2 separate regions of the Homo sapiens genome follow, and region 2 is linked to region 1. A link is a contact called in ENCODE Hi-C or POLR2A ChIA-PET data. All regions are on one chromosome and are shown on one strand. The core of a region is the stretch at or near the end of the contact, and the rest is flanking DNA. Distances in the headings are between cores, read along the strand shown.

The links. Hi-C counts contacts between places; a loop is a spot of excess contacts on that map. ChIA-PET counts read pairs that join two places held with the same protein, here RNA polymerase II (POLR2A). Pooled maps may share reads with other maps.
Region 2: a loop to region 1 is called in a pooled map, with 1.9 times the contacts of the local background. The contact joins the promoter of MFAP2 here to the enhancer-like site in region 1. A Hi-C loop is called at or near these places in 1 of 50 pooled maps. POLR2A ChIA-PET finds 5 or more read pairs at or near these places in 7 of 52 experiments (AG04449, H1, K562 and 4 more).

The regions. Positions count from the first base shown.
Region 1 is chr1:16,901,288-16,908,181 of GRCh38, reverse strand. No RefSeq gene overlaps it. Among named protein-coding and RNA genes, the nearest start is that of RNU1-2, 8.8 kb to the right of the region's middle. RefSeq lists a silencer at 2,574-2,868 and enhancers at 2,609-3,248, 3,405-3,454, 3,555-3,604, 3,249-3,888, 4,075-4,354. Within about 2 kb of position 3,932, at least 41 of the 41 ENCODE cell types and tissues checked have a DNase peak (open chromatin) inside an H3K27ac peak, as active enhancers do; they include Panc1, where a contact is called at or near this core.
Region 2 is chr1:16,977,581-16,983,806 of GRCh38, reverse strand. MFAP2 (microfibril associated protein 2) reads left to right here and starts at 3,187. Exons shown (of 9, transcript NM_002403.4): 1 at 3,187-3,220; 2 at 5,493-5,570. The coding sequence starts at 5,534. LOC105376806 (a long non-coding RNA gene) reads right to left here. Exons shown (of 2, transcript XR_947003.3): 2 at 6,012-6,138. RefSeq lists enhancers at 3,906-4,411, 4,412-4,919, 4,920-5,425.

The DNA of each region.
Region 1 (6,894 bases), core at 2,683-5,182:
GGGTTGTTGCCCACCCAGTGGGAGAAGCGTCAAAAAGCATCAGGAGTATCTGGCCCTACCCCTGTGCCTGGAAGACAGACCTGGCTAGGCTGATTTTAATGGTTAGGCCCAAGGAAAAGGCCCAAGGGCGGCCCAAACCCCGACCCTGAGATTAAGGCTTTCAAATGTCTGATCGTTTTGATGTTGGTCAGTAGAATCCATCCCACCTTTATCAGGAGACTCCTTTGCCAAAATTCAGAGATCTGGGATTCCTGCTGGTTGCCACAGAGAAAGCCAATCACCGAGATGATTATTGCCAAGGAAGGCGCTTTAATAGGGTGCTGCAGTGGGGGAGATGAGAACTCAGTCTCAAATCCATCTCCCTGACCAACAAAACCAGAGGTTTATATGGCAGGGAAGAAATGTAACAATGTGTAAGAAAACAGGAACTAGGGAGGAGCAAGGAAGCAATCATGATGAATGAGGGGTCCCAGCATCTCATTGTCTGGATGAATTTCAGTTCTTTGATGGCTTTTTTGAGAGGCCTGAAGGTTGTTTCCTGAGGAAGGAACTCAGACGAAACAAATATTAAGTTTCAAGCTTTAAGACCAGCAGGGTCAATTTCTAGGTTTATCCAAAAAAGCTACATATGGGACTACTGGGTGGTTTTCAGACCAAGAAAGAAAAAGACTGTGCAGACCAAAGTCTGCAGTTAACCAAAGAAAAAACATAATTTTCTGACCAATAGGATGTATGGGGCCAGAGAATGACCAGCCTATAGAAGAACTGTTTTTTGTCCTGAGCATAGGGGAAGGATGAAGTTGCACCAACTAAGGTGGAATTAAGCTGCAGATGGGGAAAAATCTGGATTTTGGTTCAGAGCCCTGGGGTCTTCCTCAAAAGTCTCTTTCCTTGAAAGAGGAACCCTGTCTCGGTTTCTGCATCTCTCTGAGTCCTTTTGGAGGTTGAGGATGCTGAGGTCTTGGTGCTTGGCCCCCTCTAACCCTGAGTACTTCCCCTCCTGTGGGGTAACCTGGCCCAGTACCCAGGCCCCAGCTCTGGCGACCATTTCCCCCTACTTTGCTCCTAGCAAAGGCCATTTCTAGGTCAGTCGTGAGGTACAGGCAGAACGGGCAACTTCTTCTGAGATTTTTGGCCCTGGAAGGCCTTGAGCCCTGTGGTCCTGCAGAACTGCTGTCTCCCTCTTTTGGAGAAAGCAGGGAGGAAATGACCTGTGTGGGGGGAATTGTGAGCTGCACCTGCACAGAGGAGCTGAGGCAAGCAGGGCAGTTCTGGTCTGTCAATGTAAAGGACATTTATCATTCAAGAGGTTGGGCTGTTATTATTAATTTTGAATTTTGTCAATACAAACTGAAGGGAAATTTGTCTTCTTACTTGTAGGAACCTCACAAGACCACCCATCTTATATTCCAGGGAGAATTGCTGCGTATTACACAAACTCATAGGTGAGACTGCCGTTCTGACCTGCAGGCCTGGATGCCCTGCACAGGGGCACAGAGCACTGGCAAAGCCCTTCCCATACAAACAGCAAGCATGTTATGTCTACAACCCAACGGCACCAGTTCCAAGTACAATTTCTACTTGGCTGTATGAGCTGAGTACACGTTCCCCCCAGCACAGAAATCCTGCAAACTCCCATGAATGCTATAGTGAAAAGCAGGGGCTGGCCAGGTGTGATGGATCACACCTGTAATCCCAGGACTTTAGAAGGCCAAGGCAGGGCGGATTATTTGAGTCCAGGAGTTGGAGACCAACCTGGGCAACATGGTGAAACTTCAACTCTTAAAAAACAAAACAACCACCACCACAACAAAACCAAGAACAGAAATTAGCTGGCTGTGGTGACTCGTGCCTCTGCTACTCCAGAGGCTGAGGTGGGAGGATCGCTTAAACCAAGATGCTACCAGATAGAGTGAGACTCTGTCTCGGGGAAAAAGACAAACAAAATAAGTCTGTGTAAGAGGTGACTCTGGGGACAGTGGAAAAACACTAAGGTTTTCAAGTGGTGGTAAAAGCCAGTAGGCCTTGGGGACCATTGAGCAGTCTACAAAGCAGGGAAGCCTAGATCCCTGAGCTCCGCCTGCCAAGTACCACCACAGCTAACATGAGAGACCTCTGCCACAGAGACTGAAATTTGCCTCCCAAGGAAACAAGTGACTACAGACATCTGTCCCAGGACAGTAAACAAGGTCTCACAAAAACAAAAACAGCTGACCACACCATAAAATCACTGAGACCGAGCCTGCGACTATAGGCGAAAAAAAAAAGGCTATTATTCATACCGTGAAAGACCAGGGGAAAGTGCAGACACAGTCCCCTACTACTGTTGTGGGAATCAGGAGAACAGAGAGACCAATGGGTGGAACAGGAGGATTTTATTGAGTGCCCTCAGGCCCAGAGGATTAAAATCCAAAGGCTGAGCCCCGAACAAAGACAGGGTTTGACTTTTATACACACTTCAAAAAGGGGGTTGGCTAGTTTGAATGGCATGGTGGGACTATGATGGCACCAAACTCGCGGGGCAGGCAAGAGGGCTTACAGAAGCAGAACAAAGGCAGCTAGTCAAACTGTGACAGGTCTCACGAGGCAAGAATAGCTGGTGACCTTGCAGCTGCACTGAAGGGAAATCAAGAACTTAACAAAACTTGAATAGTGAGAAATGGTAAAGGGAAAAGAGAAGGTAATAAAAGCATTTGCTGTTTCTTGCTCTTATCCTTCCTAGGGATAACAGACTGTTAAGAGAGTCTCCAGAACTCATTTCTCAGCGATGTGGTTTTTCAGAAACTATCTGTTCCTGACCTTGCAGCCAAGCAAGTACAGGAAAATACTTTTTCTTTTTAATTTCTACCTTATTACTACAAGTTACAAAACAGAGGTTTCCACGTTTGGAAAAATAAGAGACAACAACATAGCCATAGAATGCATAGCCCTCAGCCTTACAGTAAACCACTTTGATAACCATAACATGTGCTCTACATACCACACATGTGAACTTCCGCCCCGCCACAGCTCCATACGCCTCACCCTTTACACGCACGGTCACTTGCCCCGAGCACCACCCCAGCCAATCCCCAATCACCCTGAGCCCTCCTAGCCCTAACGCACAGCTAGGACGCTCACGTCCAGCCAGCGGTCCCGGACTTGCTCCTACAGCACGGGAAATCCTTCATGGCGAAGCAGCAGCCCCTGCGCTGCCTCATCTACATAGAAACGCCCTATCGGTGATGTCACCAACAGTGCCTTTCCCAGTCCCCTTCTGTTCTTCCGCCCCACCCTCCTCCACTCAGCCCACCAACCCGGTGCCGCAGCCGGCGGGGGAAGTGACGTCCGCCTGTCCCTCCTTTCTGTCTCGCCCTTGTCTTTTGGGGAGGTGCGCCGAGACCCTGCATCTAGTCTCCCCCGAAGAAGTGATTACTTAACCTGTGTCCTGCGGAGGACCCTTCTGGCGGGCAGCTGGAAGCCTGTGCACCCGTCTTCAAATAATGGCTTTTAATAGCAGACTGGAACGTTTCGGATTACAAAGCAAACCGGACCCTTTCAAACCTGGTTATCTTTGTGAAGTAGCATTCCACTTAAAATTGGGAGCCCTTTAATAACAGAGAGAAATCATGTCTATGAAACTAGAGAAGCTGCTCAGATAACTGCAAACCAGCCATCCTTACTGGTTTTACGAGTAGTAGTGTTATAAAGAAAGTTGTCCAGTTTTATGAGTCTTGTAGGTTTGTTTTTTTGTTTTTCAAATACAGTAGTGTACAAAAAGGAAGCAGAATGTGGTTGCTGTCTCAATGTAATGCCTCGCTGGGCCTGAGAATTTGAAAATAAAAAAGTTCTCTTCTTTCCCCATTCTCCCTTTAGATGAAAAGTCTTTCTTGGCCGGGCGCGGTGGCTGACGCTTGTAAGCCCAGCACTTTGGGAGGCTGAGGCGGGCCGATCACGAGGTCAGGAGATCGAGACCACGGTGAAACCCCGTCTCTACTAAAAATAAAAAAAAAAAATTAGCCTGGCGTGGTGGCGGGCGCCTGTAGTCTCAGCTACTCGCAGAGGCTGAGGCAGGAGAATGGCGTGAACCCGGGAGGCGGAGCTTGCAGTGAGCTGAGATCGCCCACTGCACTCCAGCCTGGGCGACAGAGCGAGACTCCGTTTAAAAAAAAAAAAAGTATTTCTTGAAAGCATTGTCGATCAAAAGCTGTGTCCCTCCTTGCCAGAATGGCTCATTCCCAGATAGTCCTGTCCCACACGGGGGTCAGGGGAGGGAAGGAGACCTCTCTTTTTAACAGCGTCCAAAAGCTGAACTGGTGTGGCATCACAACATGGAAAAAAAAAAAAAAAAAGAGAGAGAGAGAGAGAGAGAGATATCTCGGCCAATTCTATAGTTGCTGTCACTTGTTGAATCATCTCTAGTTTTCAGAGTACCATGAATTTAGTTTCTCAAAAGAAGTAAAACAATGAGAAATACATAACATTAATAATTTGAGTAGTAGAAATATAATGCATACAAGAATGATCATCACAAAGAGAATCTGTATCCTGGAACAGTAAGGGAACCAGGGAACTGGGATTTGATGTTTCAGCCAACTGAAAACATCAGGGAAAACATCAAACCCCATTTCTTCTTTAGTGATTTCTTGCAGCCAAGTGGCTTCTTTTCTGATTTTTTCTAGAGAAGGTTCTACTACATGGGAAATGTATATGTATATGCAACAAAAGGTATTTGCCACCACACATCTCCCTGCTCAGCTAAATGTATCACCTAAAGTGATGTGATTATCTAGTACAACCTTAGCCAGTGACTAAATACCTTTTTATAGAGCTGCAAAAGAGGCCGCAGTTTCATCAGCAATGTTTTTCTTTCTTTTTCTTTTTCTTTCAGAGACAGTGTCTGGCTCTGTGGCTCAGGCTGGAGTGCAGTGGCGCCATCATAGCTCACTGCAGCCTCAAACTCTTTGGCTTAAGTGATTCTCCTGTCTCAGCCCCTGAGTCACTGGGATTACAGGCCAGAGCCACCATGCCTGGTTTTCATCAGCAATGTTTCCTGAGGTTACAAAAAGATTTGTAATCCTGGGAGGAAACACTCCCTTGAAGCAAGTGTTCTCCCCAAAAAAATGCAAGGAGCTATCTTCTTGATAGCCAGGCAGATAATTCTCAGGTTTTGCCCCACAGAATCTCTATCTAAAATAGAGCAGTGGTCATGCCTAGTGAAAAGTTTGAGGGAACTCGCCCAATGTTGGGTTTCTTCAGAGCCATATATATAGATATAACCAAATATCCTAAAAGACACTGCCCTTCATCATTCCATGCCGTTAGACATTTACAGGACCATGGATGGTGATCTCCTCCAGACAAAAATAAATGCTGGTGCAGAACAGGTAAGTGTATTATAATTTGAGTACATCAGCTTTTGGGCATTTTAAACCATGGGTCAGACATGTTAGAGCAAGAGGGCAGGTTGATAGCAAGAGGGAGTGTTTTTCTTTTAATTTTCCAATAGCAAAGTGATGTTTGCCACTGTCATTTCAGAGTGAGGTGACAATTTGTTGTTGTTTGGTTTTGTGGGTTTTTTGTTTGTTTGTTTTTGAGACAAGGTCTCACTGTCACCCAGGCTGGAGTGCAGTGGCATGATCAGGGTTTACTTCTGCTTTGACCTCACATATTCAAGCAAACCTCCTTACTAATCCTCCCGAGTAGCTGGGACTACAGGCACGTGCCCCCACACCCTGGGGTGTGAACTGGGATTTGATGTTTTCAGTTGGCTCTCTAATGGAATAGGTTCCCTTACTCTTCTAGAATCAGATTGTCTTCATGATTATCATTCTTGTGTGCATTATACTTCTACTACGCTGCTGATTTTTTCTTTTTTTTTTTAATTTTTATTTTTGAGACAGTCTTTCTCTGTCACCCAGGCTGTATTGCACTGGCAGGATCTTAGCTCACTGCAACCTCTGCCTCCTGGGTTCAAGCGATTCTTTTCCTTCAGCCTCCTGAGTAGCCACCTGGCTGATTTTTGTATTTTTAGTAGAGACAGGGTTTCACCATGTTGGCAGGCTGGTCTCGAACTCCTGACCTCGAGTGATCCGCCCGCCTTGGCCTCCTATAGTGCTGGGATTAAAGACATGAGCTACCACACCTGGCTCTCAAACCATTTTAATTAAGCAAAGACAGATTTGTCTGGCTTTTTAGTACAATGCTGAATTATCCTCCAATCTATATTTTTAGGAAGGACCTGGGGAGTGGCAACATGGAGATATTTGGTGAAAATGTGAACCTTTCATGTTCTGCTTCAGTCCCTTTTTGAAAATCCTTCCAATTTGCCTTTGCAACCAGTTAGTGGCCTTGCCTTCTTCACCAGCATGTGAATTGATTGATAAAGGTCAGAATATTTGGGCTCAAAGGTTTCAACAGTTAAGTCAAATTTTCTGCCAGAGCCTATAGAATCTCGGAGCCTGCTTTAGAAACAGAAGAGTGAAATGTATTTAAGTTTAGATCAGGGAAGTCCTTTATAATATTCTTAATTCACGTTTTGGTGAAGTGGTATACACAATGGTAGGCTCCCCTCTTCCTGTGGGTTTGGGTTTTACCTTTAAAGGGGCTGTCAGAACAGAAGTTTTGGGGAAGTGGCCAGAGCCCTGGGGACTTTCCCCAGGTGGTGGTGATGGAAGAAGAAGCAAGGCAGGACAGGAAGGCTCAGGTAAGAAAGACTATGCAGGTGCAGGGGCAGGAGGAGAAGGAGCAGCTGGAGGTGAAAGAGACAAAGCCTCCTCAATATTTCTCAATTCAGAAAACATGACAGTTTACCTCCTTCAGCTTACTTCCTCAATGGAGGCAATTTTCTCAGTTTTTTTAGAAATTTTAGAAATTTAGAAATTTCTAGGTCTCACTGGAAGTAATCTCCCATTT
Region 2 (6,226 bases), core at 1,938-4,437, 76 kb before region 1:
ATATTTACTCCCTCCCTAAGACTCAGAGTCTAAGGGAGGTGGGGGAATGACTGGCGATGAAGAGATCAGATGGCAAGGGTCTAAATCAGGGGCCATCCTCATCTCCTCCCAGCCCGCAGCCCCTACAACTCTCACTCCCGCCTCAGGCCTAGGCTCCTGGGCAGGGCTGAAGGCTGCCCCTCACGCAGAGGATCTGCACCCCCAGCCAGCTTCTCCGGGAAGAGTTTAGTGTACAGTTCACTCATTCATTCCACCAATGTTTGCTGAACTGCTGCTCTGAGCCGGGCTCTGAACTTAATGAGCAAAACTGAAGATGAGCAAAAACAGCCTTGGTCCTGGCCTTCACGGGGCAAGATGACAGTCTCATCGGGAAGAGGGACAGGGCTCAGATGGTCACAGACATAGGCCAACAAGACAACTGCAAGCAGTAAAGCTAGAAAGCACAAAAAAAGGAAAAAGGGAAGGCCCCTCTGAGGAAGGGAGGGTTTGATCTGTGACCCCATGGAGGAGACCTCAGCCAGTGCTCGGGAGGAAGAAACGCCTCAGTGTGGGAGGGAGAGGGGTTTGGGAGAAAACCCCCAAAGGCCAGTGGCTGGAGGAGGAAGAGGAGGCAGAGCCAGGCTGCCATAAAGGGCCGGGGCCCTGGAAGCCACAGGGAAGTTGAGCCTCTAACCTGAGTGAAAGGCGATCAGTAGAAGGGGCACGATCTGCGGGGGTGAGGGAGGCAGGACCCACGTGGGAGAGCCCAGAGTGGAGGCTATCGCAGAGCCCAGGCAAATGATGGTGGTGTCAACTAAATAAGAAATCAGCCTTTTGACCAGGTGCAGTGGCTCACGCCTGTAATTCCAGCACTTTGGGAGGCCAAGGTGGGTGGATCAGCTGAGGTCAGGAGTACGAGACGAGCCTGGACAACATGGAGAAGCCTCGTCTCTACGAGAAATAAAAAAAAAAAAAAAAATAGCCAGGCATGGTGGTGGGTGCCTGTAGTCCCCACTACTCTGGAGGCTGAGGCATGAGAATCGCTTGAACCCAGGAGGCAGAGGTTGCAGTGAGTTGAGGATGCACCACTGCACTCCAGCCTGGGAGATAGCAAGACCCTGTCTCAAAAAAAAAGAAAAAGAAAAAATCCACCTTTTGGCCAGGCACAGTGGCTCATGCCTATAATCCCAGCACTTTGGGAACCCAAGGCAGGCGGATCAGCTAAGGTCAGGAGCCTGGCCAACATGGTGAAACCCTGTCTCTACTCAAAAAAAAAAAGCAAAAATTAGCCTGGCATGCTGGCATGTGCCTGTAATCCCAGCTACCCGAGAGGCTGGGTTGGGAGAACCTCTTGAACCCGGGAGGTGGAGGTTACAGGGAGCCGAGGTCACACCACTGCACTCCAGCCTGGGCAACAGAGTTAAACTCCATTTCAAAAAAAAAAAAAAAATCAGCCATTGAAAAAATTAAAGTTAGTTTTATTGAGTCTTACTGAGGACTGCACCCTGGGAGAGGGTTTCAGAGAGTTTCTGTTAGACTGCGCCAAAGCAGCATTTCAGCCCACAGTTTAGATACAGAGGCAGGCGGTTCTGTGTGTGCTCAGAAGCTATGGTCAGGCACGGTGGCTCACGTCCGTAATCCCAGCACTTTTGGAGGCTGAGGCGGGTGGATTGCTTGAGCTCAGGAGTTTGAGACCAGACTGGGCAAACACGGCAAAACCCCTTCTCTACAAAAAATACAAAAAAAAAAAAAAAAAAAAAAAATTAGCCAGGCATGGCGGCTCTTGCCTGTAGTCCCAGCTACTTGGGAGGCTGAGGTGGAAGGATCACTTGAGCCCAAGAGGTGAGCTGTGATGGTGCCACTGCACTCCAGCCTGGATGACAGAGCGAGACCCGGTCTCATTAAAAAAAGAAGAAGAAAAATTTACATCAAATGTCTTCAGAAGCTACACTAGTGCAAATCTCGCCAAGGTTTGGGTTCGAGGATGCACCTAGTTATATAGATTATAGAGGCATAATCGTCAATCCTGTCAGGTGCTATCTTATGTACAGGAAAAGGCACAGCCAGGATCATTTAACTTATATTTTCTAACAATGCAGTGATTCAGGCAAGAGGCGTGGGAGCCTGTGTTCTGCCCTGCCTGCCATCTTCAAGGCATCCTTCCGTTGGGCTGCCCCCAGTCACTGAGTCAGGGCTTTGTCAGCTTCTGACAAGCAGAAAGAGCAAATGCGGTTTCTTGGGATTGCAACTTGGTCTCACAGTGGCTTAGGCCAGGGTGGGAGCAGTGAACGGAGTCACAAAAGAAATTTTTCAGGTAGCATTCACGGGTGGGTGCTGGATTAGATGCAGGGCTAAGGGCAGGGGAGGAAGCCTGGGTAATGGAAGGCTGCGGGGCCAAGGGGGGACTGGGAATCCTGGAGGGCCAGGTCTGGGGGAGAGTTAGGAGGTCGTGAATTTGGACTTGGATGCTTGTTGAAGCTGATGCATCTTGAGGACATTTGTGGGACACATAGGCTGGGTCAGGGCTGAAAGAGGTGCTGGTTATGGCCGGGGGCAGGGACTCATGCCTGTAATCCCAACAGCCCAGGAGGATGAGACAGGAGGAATGCTTGAGGCCAAAATTTCGAGGCCGGAAGTTCCAGACGAGCCTGGGCAACACAGCAAGACCCTGTCTCTAGAAAAGGAAAGAAAGAACCGCTGGTTGTGGAAGCCAGCCATGGCCCAGAGCTCAGCAGTGTAGGAGAGGAGGGTGCGGGCCTGAGAGAGGCAGCAGGCTTGGCTGGAGAGGCAGAAGGAAAACCAAGGCAGGAGAGTGTCCTGGAAGCTGGGAGAAGGCAGAGGGAGATCGAGGCTTACTTTCTGGCTGAGGGGCCTAGGGTGAGTCACTTTGGGAGGCTTGATTTCCTCCTCTGTGAAATGGGCAACACACCTACCCTTGCCCACCTCACCCCCCTCACCCCGTCGACGTCGAGTGAGGAGCAGCTGTGAGGAGGAGGAAGCTTTGCACAGACGTGAGGACGGCCCCGGGCGCCTCTACCCCGGGGACACCCCCCCCCCCAGGAGATGGAACCCCGAGGGCACGGCGTGGCGGCCCATGCGGGCAGCTCGCGTTAGGACCCAGCGGCTCCGGGGCTGGAGGGCGGGCGCCAGCCCCGTCGGGGGCCCGGAGGGGGACTCGGAGCGGGCCAAGGGGCGGCTCCGGCGGGCGGACTCGGAGCGGGCGGCGGAGTGACCCGGACAGGTAGGCGCGGGCCTGGCGCTTGGGGGCCCCGGGGGGCGGTCAGGGGCGTCGGCGGGTCCCCCGGCGCGGGGGCGAGGGTGCCAGGCTCTCTGGGTCCTCGATCCTGGGGCAGCCGCGGAGGTTCCTGAACCCCGCGCCTTCAGAGCGGAGGCCAAGGGGGCACCTGGAAAGTTTGGGGTTGCTCTGCAGAGAGAACGCGAATTGGGAAGGGCGGGGAGCCCGAGTTTGGGGGGAGCCAGAGGTGAGGTCGTCGGGGGATGGGACATCTTTTGTTCTCCCGGGGAGGTTGGAATGTGGCGGGTGGGGTGGGGGGGGGGGGTCCGGTGGGAATGGCCGAGACAGAGACGCAGAGAGACAAAGAGAGATCAGAGACGGGAGCGCGAGGGCGCGCGGAGCAAGTTTCCGCGGCTGATTGTTCCCAGCTGTGCGGCGCTGCAACATCTGGGTTTCTCCCGCCGGGACCCCTCCCCCTGAGCCCGGCTCTGGAGCCGGCAGAGCCCTCCCTCCGTCTGATGTCTGAGCGAGCGTCGGGGCCCCCTGTCCCCCACCTCCCAGGACGCAGGGGAGTCGGGGGTGGGGGAGGCCGCAGCTGTGGAAGAGGCCAGAGGTGGGGGTGGGGCAGCCTCCCAGGCAGGTCCTGGCCTCCCGCACGCCCCAAAACCCCTTCGTCTAGAAGAGCTCGGAGATGTGGTCCCGTGGGAGGAGTTCATGAACTCCACACTGACTTCTCTCTTTCCTGCCTCCCCGCTAGCCCGTGGGCCTCCTTCCCCCAATAAGCCTGGGTTCGGGGGCCAGTCCTAGGGGAGGAAGACTCCCCGCAGGGTACCGACAGGCATCCCCCAACACCTTGCAACCCCTCTTGCCCCAATTCAGCGCCTTCTGCTGAGCAGCGGGGGCTCCGACCGACCTGACGGATGGGGAGAAGGGCAAGGAAGGCTCTCTGGGTCTTTTCATCCCCCTCCCATGAGGAGGTCAAGGGTTTTCAGAATGGGGTGTGGGGAGCCAGCTATCCCTCGCCTCTGGGGCAGCTTGGTCCTGAGCTTCGTCTCCCGGCTCCCACTCCACCTTAGTGAGGTGCCTAATGCATGAGAGGAGCCAGGGGGTCAGGAGGCCTCAGGATTGAGAGGAAGGAGGGAAAGACCTCCTGCTTTCTCCCCTTTCCCTCCCCTCTCCCTGGACTCCCAGTGGGGAAAATAGACCAAAGTTGGGGTTTCCAGCTAGCTCTCTGAAAGGACTTCCTGGGTTGCAGCCGGGAGGGGCCCTCCTGGATGGACCCCGCCCTCGCAGCCCTCCCTACAGAAGGCTGACGGACCTGAGGTGGCCCTCCACTGAGCTGGGGCTGGATGTGGGGAACCGGAGGCTCCCCCAAGTCCCACCGTGTAGCCAGGACTGGAGGCTGGGCTCTTGAATGTCAGGAGCCTGATGAAAGCCACGGACCCCATGCCCTCTCCCTCCAAATGACACACACACTTGCCTACAGTGTCAGGGGGTGCAGAACCCCCAGCCTGGGTGATGTCACGGCCCCTTCAGTGCTGCCTTTCTGGGATCCAGAGGAGCCCCCTCAGGCTTCACTCTCGTGCTTCCTGCTGCTGCAAATAGCCCGGGTCTCGTGAGCCTGTGATGCACACAGCCAGGTCTTGCGAGGCCTGGAGGCCTGGCAGGAGAGGAGTCTTCTGGGAGCTGGGAGCCCTGCCCGGCCTGGCCGCTCTGGGGGCCGGGCAGGCCCATGTGTATGTGGTTTCCTGCTGAGCAGGATGCTTAGGGCCCAGGGGCTAATTGGGAGCAGGTGGTGGCTTGGCAGAAGCTGCTGAGTCCAGGCGGTGATGCCGGCTGGCCAGGGCTGGGGTCCCAAGGATGGGCCTGGGTTCAGTGATTCACGCAGTCAGTGCCTTGGACACCCAGGGAGCCACTGGGCCAGAGGGCTGAGCACGGGTGTGGGTGAGGACAGAATGGCCTGGGCTGGGAGCACATTAGGAATGTCCCCTTAGTGAGCAGGGCAGGGTCCGCCCTTCCCTGACCACATCAAGTACACCCACTACACGGGGTTTGCTTGTCAGGATCAGCCCTGGAGCTGGGTTGGAGGCCTTGTCCCTTGTGACCTGAACACCTGGGTGGGCCAGCAGGGACTGGGATGTCCCTCCACTCCAGCCCTCCCATGCCTGGCTTCTATTCTGGGTGCCACCTTCTCCAGGGCGAAATCAGGGGATCAAAGGTGAGCTCTGCTGTCCTGGGTGTGGCCCTGGGTAGAGCTCTCCCACCGGTCTTTCCCCAGCTGTCCTCTCTGACACCACCCCGGCCTGCCTCTTTGTTGCCATGAGAGCTGCCTACCTCTTCCTGCTATTCCTGCCTGGTAAGTGGCTCCTGGGGCAGGGGGTAGCTCCTCTTATGTGGGGCTGAGGAGTAGGGTTAGTAGGGGGAATTCATAGTGAGCCTTTGTCACGACTTATGACCAGAACTCAGCTCCCCAGCTCCCAGGGCCTTCTGCCTGCTTGGACCACAGACTGGACCAGCCAACCCTGGCAGCATCTGGAGGCAGCTCCTGGCCCTTCCCCCAGCCTTCCACAGCAGCAGGCAGGCAGGGTTCTGGAGGGCACGTCCCAGGCACAAGGACTCCGTGGGCACAAGGCACAAGGCCTCTCTGGGAGCCGATGTGCAGGTGCAGGGGCACCCAAGGCAGGGAGTCCGGATGCTTGAGTTCTAGATCCATTCAGGGCCCTTCTGCTCTATACAGTCCTGACCTTGTGGGGGTCCCTACTGGCCAAATGAAGAGAATCAATGAGGACCACAAAAGTCCTAGCAGGGCCAACATTCATTCATTCAGCAGCGATGTGTTGAGTCCCTACCACGTGCCAAGTGCTGGGCTAGGCCCTGGGGATTCAGCGATGAACCAGGCAGACACATCGTTGCTCCTCATCATGCTGCCAGTCCAGGGAAGGGAGACAAATAGGAAACAAGCAGACATGAGAAACTCCAGCATGTGCTGAGTGCTGGACAGAAATCAGCAGG